Regions from separate parts of the Homo sapiens genome. Here region 1 is linked to region 2. Evidence: chromatin loops called from intact Hi-C (ENCODE). Cell type or tissue: PC-9. All regions are shown on one strand. Links, peaks and the distances in the headings refer to the core of each region. The heading gives the core; the rest is flanking DNA.

The links. Hi-C counts contacts between places; a loop is a spot of excess contacts. Peaks named below come from ENCODE experiments on the same cell type or tissue, not always from the same donor. Only the 100,000 strongest peaks of a DNase experiment are listed, where the experiment ranks them.
Region 1: it touches region 2 in a loop (2.9-fold over the local background); 6 of 110 quality-filtered maps call a loop at or near these places.

What each region holds. Positions count from the first base shown.
Region 1 is chrX:150,047,925-150,053,312 of GRCh38, reverse strand. No RefSeq gene overlaps it. Among named protein-coding and RNA genes, the nearest start is that of EOLA2-DT, 110 kb to the right of the region's middle. In PC-9, for the core only: a CTCF peak has its summit at 2,722 (motif pointing right); a DNase peak (open chromatin) is centred at 2,032; H3K27ac peaks cover 2,158 bases.
Region 2 is chrX:149,964,686-149,970,073 of GRCh38, reverse strand. The region is part of intron 9 of EOLA2-DT (EOLA2 divergent transcript); the gene reads right to left. Among named protein-coding and RNA genes, the nearest start is that of EOLA2-DT, 29 kb to the right of the region's middle. In PC-9, for the core only: no CTCF peak of the experiment used is centred there; no DNase peak of the experiment used is centred there.

The DNA of each region.
Region 1 (5,388 bases), core at 238-5,237, 83 kb before region 2:
TGCTGACAAGGTCATGCACAGGGCTTCTGCCATACAGCTTAGAAAGCCTTTTACATACATGACTTGATTATTATGCCCCCTTAGTGAAAACAATTAAAAGACAAAAACAACAATAAGATGGTTTTTGGTCATGGAGATTTTCCCCAAAAGATTATTTTTCTCCACTTCAATCCATGTATATTTCCCAGATGTCCTCTGGTCTTCTGCAATTTCTACTAAGAATTTCAGCTATCCCAACAAGGATGTTCAAACATCATAGTTTCTACTAACATATGGAGCCCATATCTCTTGGCTCCAAATTCATTTCCCTTTCCACCACATCTGGCACCTATGCTGCCAAAGGGATAGGAGAAGGAAAATCAGGTTCCACAGGAGCTGGGGTGTTATTCTTAGATTTTTTCCCATCAGCCCCCAATTCAATTCCCTTTTCCTACTCAGATCCCTACAGTTGGAGCTTCCACCTAGAGGCTAAGGCTCACTCCAGTTCCCTGACCAGCCAATTCACAGGCATGAAGTCAATGCCTGGCTTCAGCCCTGGGCTGGAGCATTAGAATTAGGGTGCTCTCCCCTGTCTGGGACCCCCTAGAACAGCTGCCTGAAAGATCTGTAATGCTCCCAGATTAGAACTCTTCCCAAGCCTACCTCTTACACTGACCCATGCTTAACAGCTGGTCTTCTGCCTTAACTCCCACTCTTAAGTCCTAGAGTTGTCCTGCCTACCTTCCTACCCTCCTTGAAAACTAAACGCTAGCCTAAATGAGATATCATCTTACTTAAATCTTCCTTCAACACCTGGCACAGAGGATGGTCCTCAATACTAGACTAATGCTGGATAGATGAGTCACTCTCCCTGCCTTGTTTTTGCCCACCTTTCTCTCTGGAACTGGCACCTTGACTCAGTGGCTAGGGTGTGGCCACTGGTTAGAGGTCTTGCAGATGATGATTGCCCAACTGGCAGAAGAGCCAAGTAATACCCACATACTCCCTAAGCTGTGTGATTTTGAATAGGTTATTTAACTCCTCTGTGCCTTAGTTACCTCCTATGTAAAGTGAGGAGATAATATTGCTGCCTCACAGGATTGTTGTGAGGACCAAAAGAATTAGTGTATGCTAAATACTTACCAGTGTCCATACAAGTGTCTTCTTGTGCTATTGTAATTATTGTTATTATGTTGGTTATGCTGTATTCCTCAGCACTGACCATTTTCTAGAATATCACCGAGGCACCTAGGTCTGCGTGGAGAGTATTCTTCTCACCTTCTTGTCTGCCTTTGCCTGTAACAATGCCACTTTCCCAAGCCTGGGTCCTGGTTAGTGGCCATATCCAATACCAGGGGTCAGCCCTCTCTCCTCCCTGACTGGCCTGCTTCTGCCATTGAGGCCATGATTTCAGGTGCACGAGTCCAATGTTAGGACAAACAGCCACTTCTAAACCAAAGACCAAGTAAGCAAACCATTCTCTTTTAGGCTAGGAAGTAGGAGAAAGCATCATCAGTATGGTCTGAGAAGCAGCAGTCTTGGAGGAGTGAAGCAGACATACAAAAAGCTTGGCTGTGTCTATGGCAACTAGGTGCAGTTGTACAACCTCCCAAAGGCTAGAAAGCCCACTTCCCTTGATGGGAGGGCTGCCCTGGGAAGTGTTGGCCAACAGAACAGGGGTTGCTTTGTGGGGGATGGGGACCTGCCAGTGCAGCTCCTGACACACCAAAAGCGAATCCCAGCATCTCAGAAACTCAGCGTCACGTTCCAAAGAGAGAAAAAATGGCCTACCAAGAGCACTTGTTTATTGCTCAGAACCCTGGTGTAGCCCAGCTCTGCATATCTGCTGGCTAAGAGAATGTTTGACTAAGGGATGCACTCAGAGCTCATTTAGCCAATGAGCCTTTCTTCTACTGGTGAGAAAACTGAGGGCTTTTTCTGCCCTCTGCATGGCTTTTTAGAGGGGTTGCTCTAACCACATACCATACCATGAGCTTCACTCAAAACTCGTTGCAAACAATGCCAAGCCTTGGAAACTGTACCAAAGCACTCTCACCTTCCTGTGACTCACAGTGCTTGCTTTATTCCGCACTCACCTGACCAGTCATCTCAGTGACTGCTGATTTTGGTTCCTCAGTTTGGGCAATCCACTTGGACTTCCTCTGGCTTGTAGACTTGAAAATAAGTCTACAAGCCAGAGAAAGGCTTGAAAAATACCTGAGGGCTGTCCCTCAGGTATTTTTACTACCCTGGCTGTGCTGCCTCAGCCTGTGTCTGTAAAGAGAATCTCTCCTTCAGCCCAAGCCAGATCAGTCCCCTCATCTGCCTGCCCCCCAACAGATTTTAGATCTTGGGATTCAGACACTATGGCCCAGAAAAATAATGATAGTAACACAAGCTCCTTGTCAGAGGTGAGATATTTTGTAACCATTAAAATAAAGAACAGAAGAATGCTGGTTCAAATCTCAGCTCCAGCTCTGCAGAGCTACATGAGTCTGAACAAATTATTAAACCTCTCTGAACCTCAAATTTCCTCCTCCATAAAATGAAGACTAAATGTAATATTGTATGTACATTCCTGGAAATAGAAAGTGATCACTAAACTGTAGTTAATATTAGTAGTAGTAACAGATAATCTAATAACCTGTGCTTCTTCGCTATCTATCAAGCTGGTGCCACAGAGCAATTGTTCAGTATGTGTTGAGTGAAAAAGATGTTTCCCTATTCAACAGGCACAACCACCAGGTGGGGCAGGTAGAGAAGACTTTGGTCTCCCCAGCAATGGAGACCTGAGTCTGAATGGTTAAATGACTTGTCTCAAGTCACAATTACTGAGCAGCAGAGCTTGGATTGGGAACTTCTGTTTCTTGACTCACTGTTTGTTGTTTACTGTTTTAATTTGCCTGATCAAATTTAGGCCAGAGAGGAATTTAGAGATTATCTAGCATAATCTCATCATTTCAAGGTTAGAAAACAAGCCAGGGAAATCAAGGATGTTTCCCCTAGAGCTAAAGAGCTAGTCAGCTGGGGAGTACAGCATAGATCTCCTGACTCCAGCTTAGTGCTCTGTCAATAATGTAACAGCTTACTTTGCAAAAATCACCTCTCTGTTTGTAATTCAGCAAACACAGTCATTCTAGGTGCAGAGCTGCTATAGCTTTCTAGGAAAACACCCAAATGGTAACTGCAAAGGCCTTCTGCAATAACAGGCCCACCTTCAGTGTACCAGATTCATTCTTCATGGAAAGTGCACCTTTGGTGTGACTTGAAGGAATGTGTCAACATGAAGCCTGGTGACAACCAAGTGTGCCAACAGCCACAAGCTTCGTGGTGTGGAGTGCCATCTTTGAAGCAGACCCTACAATACCGCTGGTATGTAAAGCATGAGCTATGAGAAACAGCACCACTTGGCAGTTCCTTCTAAAGTAATAAAGACAGTTAAATGAGGCCCAAACAGCACAGGATATTATTGTTTACATGCAACCCTTATCCCATGGCTGTAGGAAATGGAGCCAAATTCCACAAGCCCTTTCATTATAAGAGTGCTCTGCAAGACAGAGGAGGCCAGCATTGCTGCTTGGTCTGCTGTTCTTTCTTGAAGTCAGCTTCATTTGAGAATGAAAAATGTTGTCCTTAGAATTCAAACTCCACAAAGGCACAATGCAGTACAGAAAGATAATGTTTTAGGATAGATTAATAATATTTATGAGATCTTTTAAATAAATTCCACTTAATTGACATGCACCAGCTCCTCCTTTCCAACAAAAATTACTTCTCAAAGAATTAATATATTAAGTTTTTACTCTGAAATAGCTCTTAAACACTCTTTCTTTTCATTGGTTTCTCTGTTTTCCTTTTTTTTAAATAAAATGCACATTTGTATTGCACAGCTTTTAAGATTTCATTTTCTTATAGAAATGATTTCTGAAACAGATATTAGAATTTGCATAAAAAAGCATTTAAGTTGTGAAATATGTTATTTATGTTTTCCTTATATACACTTTAAATTGCTTTGGAAAGAAATTTTTAAAATATATTTAAAGTGCACCTATTAACACACTAAATTGGAACTTATTTTTATTTGATAATACTGACGTCCACAAAGGCACAATGCAATAGAGAAAGATCATATTTTAGGATAGATTAATTATACGTATAAGATCTTTTAAATAAACTTCACTTAATTGACATGCACCAGCTTCTCCTCTCCTTTACAACAAAAATTAATGAGTTTATTTTCCACCATGGTCTGAGTAAGATAAAAGAGATAAAACAGTGACTTTCCTTGAGTTTAATGTTGAGAAAATATAAAATCATATATATCCAAAAAAAAAAGAATTCAAACTCCAATGTTGGGGAAATGTATTAGGTTGTTCCACTTGCAGTTAATCTGAGGATGCAAAAGTTAAATAAGCATTGTGTTTACCTCAAATGAAATACATAATAAGGAGAGGGCAGAGGTAAATAACTCATTTGTCAATGTAACTAGAAAGGGATCTCCAATAACTTCTAATTTAAAAGGTTTCGAATTTTGAAGAGTTTCTGATGGAACAGGAGAGGATGTTTCCTATAGAAGACAATCAACACCTTAGATTCTAATACCACTCTTTATTCCACCTTCGAAAAATCATCAAAACACGGTGATTATCCACTCCTATGCTATTGCACAATGGTGGCTACAGAAGCATATGATTGATGAAAGAGGCCTGACTCTATGTCCGTGGCATGCCCTGGTCAAGCACACAAATCAGGAGTACCTTGCCCTACTCCCCCAAGCACAAGCAAGTTAATAGCAGTGTTTGTGGGTAAATGCCATATCTCTTGGTTTTCTCTGCTTCTATTAGAAACAGCCATAGCCAGTCTTGGGTAAGTAGTCCGTCTTAACATGCTTGCTTGGGTCTTGGCAGTAGAGGAGAAAGGCCTTTCTGAAAGCACCATCTTCACGGCCAGTCTCCCAAAATGGTACCATTTCACAGTTGGTTTTACTCTTACTGCATTCACTTAACATATTTACTACAGGCCATGTTCTGCACTTGGCATTAGAGATAGGGAGAAGAATAAGAAAGGAAGCAATCAATTTTGTCTTGTGGAGGAATGATTGGGCTTGATACTATTTGAGCTGCTCCTGGAGGACATGAATAGTGCTTCAACAGGCATGGGGGTGGGGATGGAGTATTAATGAGAGAGAAGATGTAAGAAGGAAAGAAGCTGTCTAATGGCTCATACACTTATTTGCTTAAACAGTTCGAATCACTGGATTGTAAATGGCTGAAGCTGTTTTGTTGATGTGAATGAGTATATTCATGGAAAACGTGCTTGTTATTAAAATGACGCAATGCCTTTTTGCAAAAGACCGCATGTAGTTAAAAGTGCTCCCACAACTATGCCAGCTTCTAATAAACAGGAATT
Region 2 (5,388 bases), core at 71-5,070:
TCTTTACCCAAAAACACTGCTATCCCTGAGTGCTTGTATCCTGTAGGCCTAGAAGGGACCATAAAACTTCCCAAAGTCCTTGGACTAGAGGTTATTGGGCCTGTTCGAGGCTCTCGCCCTCTACCATAGAGTTGCTCATTCTCTTGGGGTAAGTTCTAGTCTGAAGATTGCTTCTCAGAATCCCAAGCTCTGCAGGCTTCTATCAATAACACCATGTGACATCATTCCCAGGCCACTAAAGGAATCTGATCTCTCATTGCTCCAAAAGTGACTACTAAAGCAGGAGAGCCATCAGAAGTTATATGCCAAGAGCCAAGCGAGGAAGGGCTGGAAGCATTTCCTTTACATACAGAGCTCCCAGAAAGTATGTAAATCCACATTCACTGAAGCCGGTTCTTATCGACCATCCCTTTTGGATTCCAGCCATGTGATCGTGTCTACCTCCAAGAAATCTCAGATGGTGGTTCACTAAGTAAAGAAGGCAGGAAGAAGCATCTGAGCAGAGGGAACACATTAAAAGACAGAAGAATATTTCTGGAGTGACAAGAGACAAAGCTGAAGAAGTAGGTAGGGAGCAGTACAATATGACAGGCTAAAGAGCTTAAACTATATCCTTTAGAAAAGTAAGCAGCCACCAGAGAGACAGTAAATATTGTTGTACTTGTTCTTATTTTGATTTGTTCTTTGCAGTGAAATGGCATGACTAAATTTTCAATTTAGAAATTCACTTTGTGTCAGTAGACTGCACGAAGCGGGTTGGGGGGCATGGTAAGAGACTAGACAGAAAGGCAAGATTGAAAATCACTGAAATAGTCTAAATGAGAGATGATAAAAGCCTGGACAAAGAAGCAGCATGGGGATAAAGACAGAATATTAAAGAGAGTTTTAGAATAGTACTGACTTGGTGAATATTTGGCTTTAGGGGAGAGGGAGAAAGGAGGAATGATGGTCAGATGTATGTCCTGAGAACCCAGATGGATGGTCATGCCATTGACTGGAAATATGACAAGAGGAACAAGTTTGGGGGCAGCTAAGGTGGGGAGAGTTAAGTTTGGACATGTATCCAATTGCACATCTATTCTACAAATGTCCATCTATCCAGTTGGACATCTGTCCTACAGATAGTTTGATATATGTGTCTGAAGTTCTCAGAATATTCCAAGGCTAGAAATATTTATTTGGGAGTTATGTGTGTAAGTGATAGTTCATATCTTAAGACTACATACAAATAGCCAAGAAGGAAGGTAAACATTGATTTGTAAAAGATTGTGGACGGTTGGACACAGTGGCTCATGCCTATAATCCTAGCACTCTGGAAGGCCAAGGCAGGTGGATCATTTGAGCTCAGGAGTTCAGAAGCTCAAGACAAGCCTAGGCGACATGGTGAAACCCTTTAGCTGGGCATGGTGGTGTGCACCTATGGTACTGGCTACTCAGGAGGCTGAGGTGGGAGGATCACTTGAGCCCAGGAGGTGGAGGTTGCAGTGAGCTGAGATCTTGCAGATAGGTAATTTAAGGGGCAGATAAGAATAACCTGAAATAAAACGATCAAAGACAGGAGAACCAGAAGAGTAAGGGATCAAAAAAGTCAGAAGAGGATAGAGATCAGGAAGGAGAGAATACAAAGTAAAGAGAAAACATATGCAAAATATTATGAAAGTAATGTGGAACTTGGCAACAAACTGATTCCTTCCTATCTCATTTCTCTTACATGTAAATATGATGCCAAATTGAAAGTCTGGATGATTAGAAGAATAGTCTAATCATTAGAAGATTAGTTAATCTATGATTAACAGAAATAAGGAACACAGAGGAAGAATAAATTGATTGGGAGGAAAGATGATGAATTTCAGTTGTGACACACTGATTCTGCAATTAGGGCATTAATGGCTAAGAAACAGATGGGAAACTGCGACAATCTCAGGAGAAAGGTCAAAGTTGGAAGTAAATATTGGAAATCATCTGCACAAAGATTTTAGTGAAATCCATGAAATTCCCATGGAAAAGAATATCAAAAGTGAAGAGGCAAAGAAGATATACAAATGGTCAATAAGCACATGAAAATATGTTCAATGTCATGAGTCATTATGGAAATACAAGTCAATCATAATGAGACACCAGTTCACACCCACTACAATGGCTATAACAAAAAATACTGATAACAAGCATTGGTGAGGATATGGAGAAAACGGAACCCGTCTACACTGCTAGTGACAACGTAAAATGCCACTAGCAATGTAGGAGGCATGGCAATATAAAATGGTGCAGCCGCTTTGGAAAAGTTGTTCAGTTTTTTTTTTATTTTTTTTTTAAGAGTTAAACATTGAGTTATCATATGACTCAGCAGTTCTACTGCTGGGTATCTACTCAAGAGAAATGACAACATATATTCATATAAAAACTTCTACCAGGCCGGGCACGGTGACTCACGCCTGTAATCCCAGCACTTTGGGAGGCTGAGGCAGGTGGATCGCCTTGGTCGGGTGTTCGAGACCAGCCTGACCAACATGGAGAAACCCCGTCTCTACTAAAAATACAAAATTAGCCAGGCATGGTGACACATGCCTGTGATCCCAGCTACTTGGGAGGCTGAGGCAGGAGAATCACGGAGATTGCACTCCAGCCTGGGCAACAAGGGCAAAACTCCGTTTCAAAAAAAAAACTTCTACCAAATGTTCATAACAACATTATTTACAATAGCCAAAAGGAAGTAACTCAAGTGTCCATCAAGTGATAAATGAATAAACAAAATGTGGTATATCCATATGATGGAATATTAGCCATAAAAAGAAACTGGACTTTAGTAAAATTAAACCAAAAACCTTATGCTCTGTGAAAGGTACTGTTAAGAGAATGAAAACAGAATCCATAGAGTGTGAGAAATATTTTCAAAACACATATCTGATAAAGGATTTGTATCCACTATACAAAAAAAGAAAACAATCAATTTAAAAATGGGAAAAATATCTAAACAGACATCGCATCAAAGAAAATGTATGGATGGCAAATAAGCATGTAAAAAGATGCTCAACATCGTATGTTATCAGAGAATTGCAAATTAAAACCATGAACTACCAGTACAAACCTATCAGAATGACAAAAATCCAAACAACTTACAACACCAAATGATGGCGAGGATGTAAAGCAACAGGAACTCTTATACATTGCTGGTCAGAATGCAAAATTACAAAGCCACTTTGGAAGCCAGTTTGGCAGTTTCTTACAAAGATAAACATAGTCTATGCTCACTGGTATTTACCTAAATCAGGTGAAAACTTATGTGCCCACAAAAACCTGCACACAAATGACTGAAGCAGCTTTATCCATAATTGCCCCAAATTGGAAGTAACCAAGACGTTCTTTAAAAGGTGAAGGGATAAACTGTGGTAAATCCATACAATAGAATATTACTTAGCCATAAAAAGAAATGAGCCATTAAGCCAAAGAAAGACAGGGAAGAAGCTTACATGCATATTACTTAGTGATAGAAGCCTCTGAAAAGATTACATGCTATATTATTCCAATTATATAACATTCTGGGAAAGGCAAATCAAAAGATCAGTGGTTGGTAGGTGTTCACAGGGAGGAGGGAAAGACTGCCCTAAAAGTCCCCTGTGTTTTACCTTTTCATCAAAACTACTCTGTATGATACTGTAATGGTAGATATATGACATTAGACATTTGTCAAAACCCATAGAACTGTACAACACAAAGAATGAACCCAAATGTACGGACTTCAGTTAATCATAATGTGTCAATATCAATTCATTGATTATGACAAATATACCACACCAATGCAAGATGTTTGTGGGCAAAATTATGGTCAGGAGTGGAGAGGAGGGCAGTATAAGGGAATTCTCTGTACTATCTGCTCAATTTTCTGTAAACTTAAAACTGCTCTAAAAAGTAGTCTGTTAATCAAAAACGAAAACTTAAAAAAGAGAGAGAATAAAGTGCTGCTACATGCTACAGTATGGATGAACTCTGAAAACGTTACACTAAGTGAAAGAAGGCTGCCATAGAAGACCATACAGTGTGTGATTCCATTTATATGAAAGGTCCAGAATAGGGGAATTCTATGGAGATAGAAAGTAGATTAGTGGTTATCTAGGACAAGGGGGGGAATTAAGGGGAAATAGAGGGTGACTGCTAATGGGCATGGGGTTTCTTTCTGGGGTTTTCAAAATGTTATAAAATCTATTGTGGTGGTTGTGGTGATGGTCTAGAGCTCTGAATACACTAAAAATCACTTTAAATGGGTGACTTGTATGCATATCTCAATAAAACTGTAAAGATGGTAACGAGTTTGAAAATCTCAATAAAAAGGACAATTTTCTAGGAAAATTAGCTAACTGGAATCACAAAGAAGTAGAAAACGTGGGGAAAAATAGGGTGTTACACATTTTCCTCTGATGATTGTTACAGTGCCCAGACAGCTTTATGAGCAAGTTCTTTTTAATTTACAAAGAACAGGTAATTTCCATGCTCTAAAAGCGGTTCTCATTATAAAATAAAAGAAGGAATAAGCCCATTCATTTTATAAAATTAAAGTTATCCTGATCACAAAACCTGACGAACACCCACACAAATACACAGAGAAAGAAAACTGAAGACTAATGTCACTTAGGAATATAGATGCAAAAATCCTAAATGAAATGCCAGCAAGCCAAATCTGGCAAGACATTATGAGCAAGGAGGGATTATTTCAGGAGTGCAATTTACTATCAGGAAGTCTAGACATATAACTCATCACAACAATCAGTTGAAGGAGAAAACCTGAACAAATGACAAGAAATTAATATTTCAAATTTATTTTTTAAATCTATTAATAAACAAGGAAAAACCTATACCAAAACATAAAATTGGGCAAAAAAGAAAAAAATAGTTCAGTTTTACTTGTAATTAAATAAATGTTAATTTTAAAATATGATAATCAATTCTTTGTAGTCAAATTGGCAAAATAGTAATATCAAGAATTTGGGAAAAAAAGGATATACCAATATTCTGCCTCTAAGATAAAAATTGTTATAGGAACATTTAGTAATACCCATGAAAAGCCTTAAAAATTAACATACAGGTGAAACAACAGTTGCACGTCTAGGAATTTCTTCACAGGGAACAATCAAGGACTTGGAAAGGTGTAGTCACACACTACTTACCTCTGCATTGTTTATAGTACAGAAAAACAGAAAGTAACTGAAATGTCCAGCATTAGAAGATTCATCAAACAAATTCTGGTTTGTTCATTCAGTGAAATGCCATGTAACCAGTGAAGGTAAAAAAGAACAATGAACTTAGGTATTCTGAATACATTCAATAAAAAAAGCTTATGAAAGAGCATGTAGAATACAGAGAAAAGAAGGCTGGATGGTTACAATAAAATGTTAA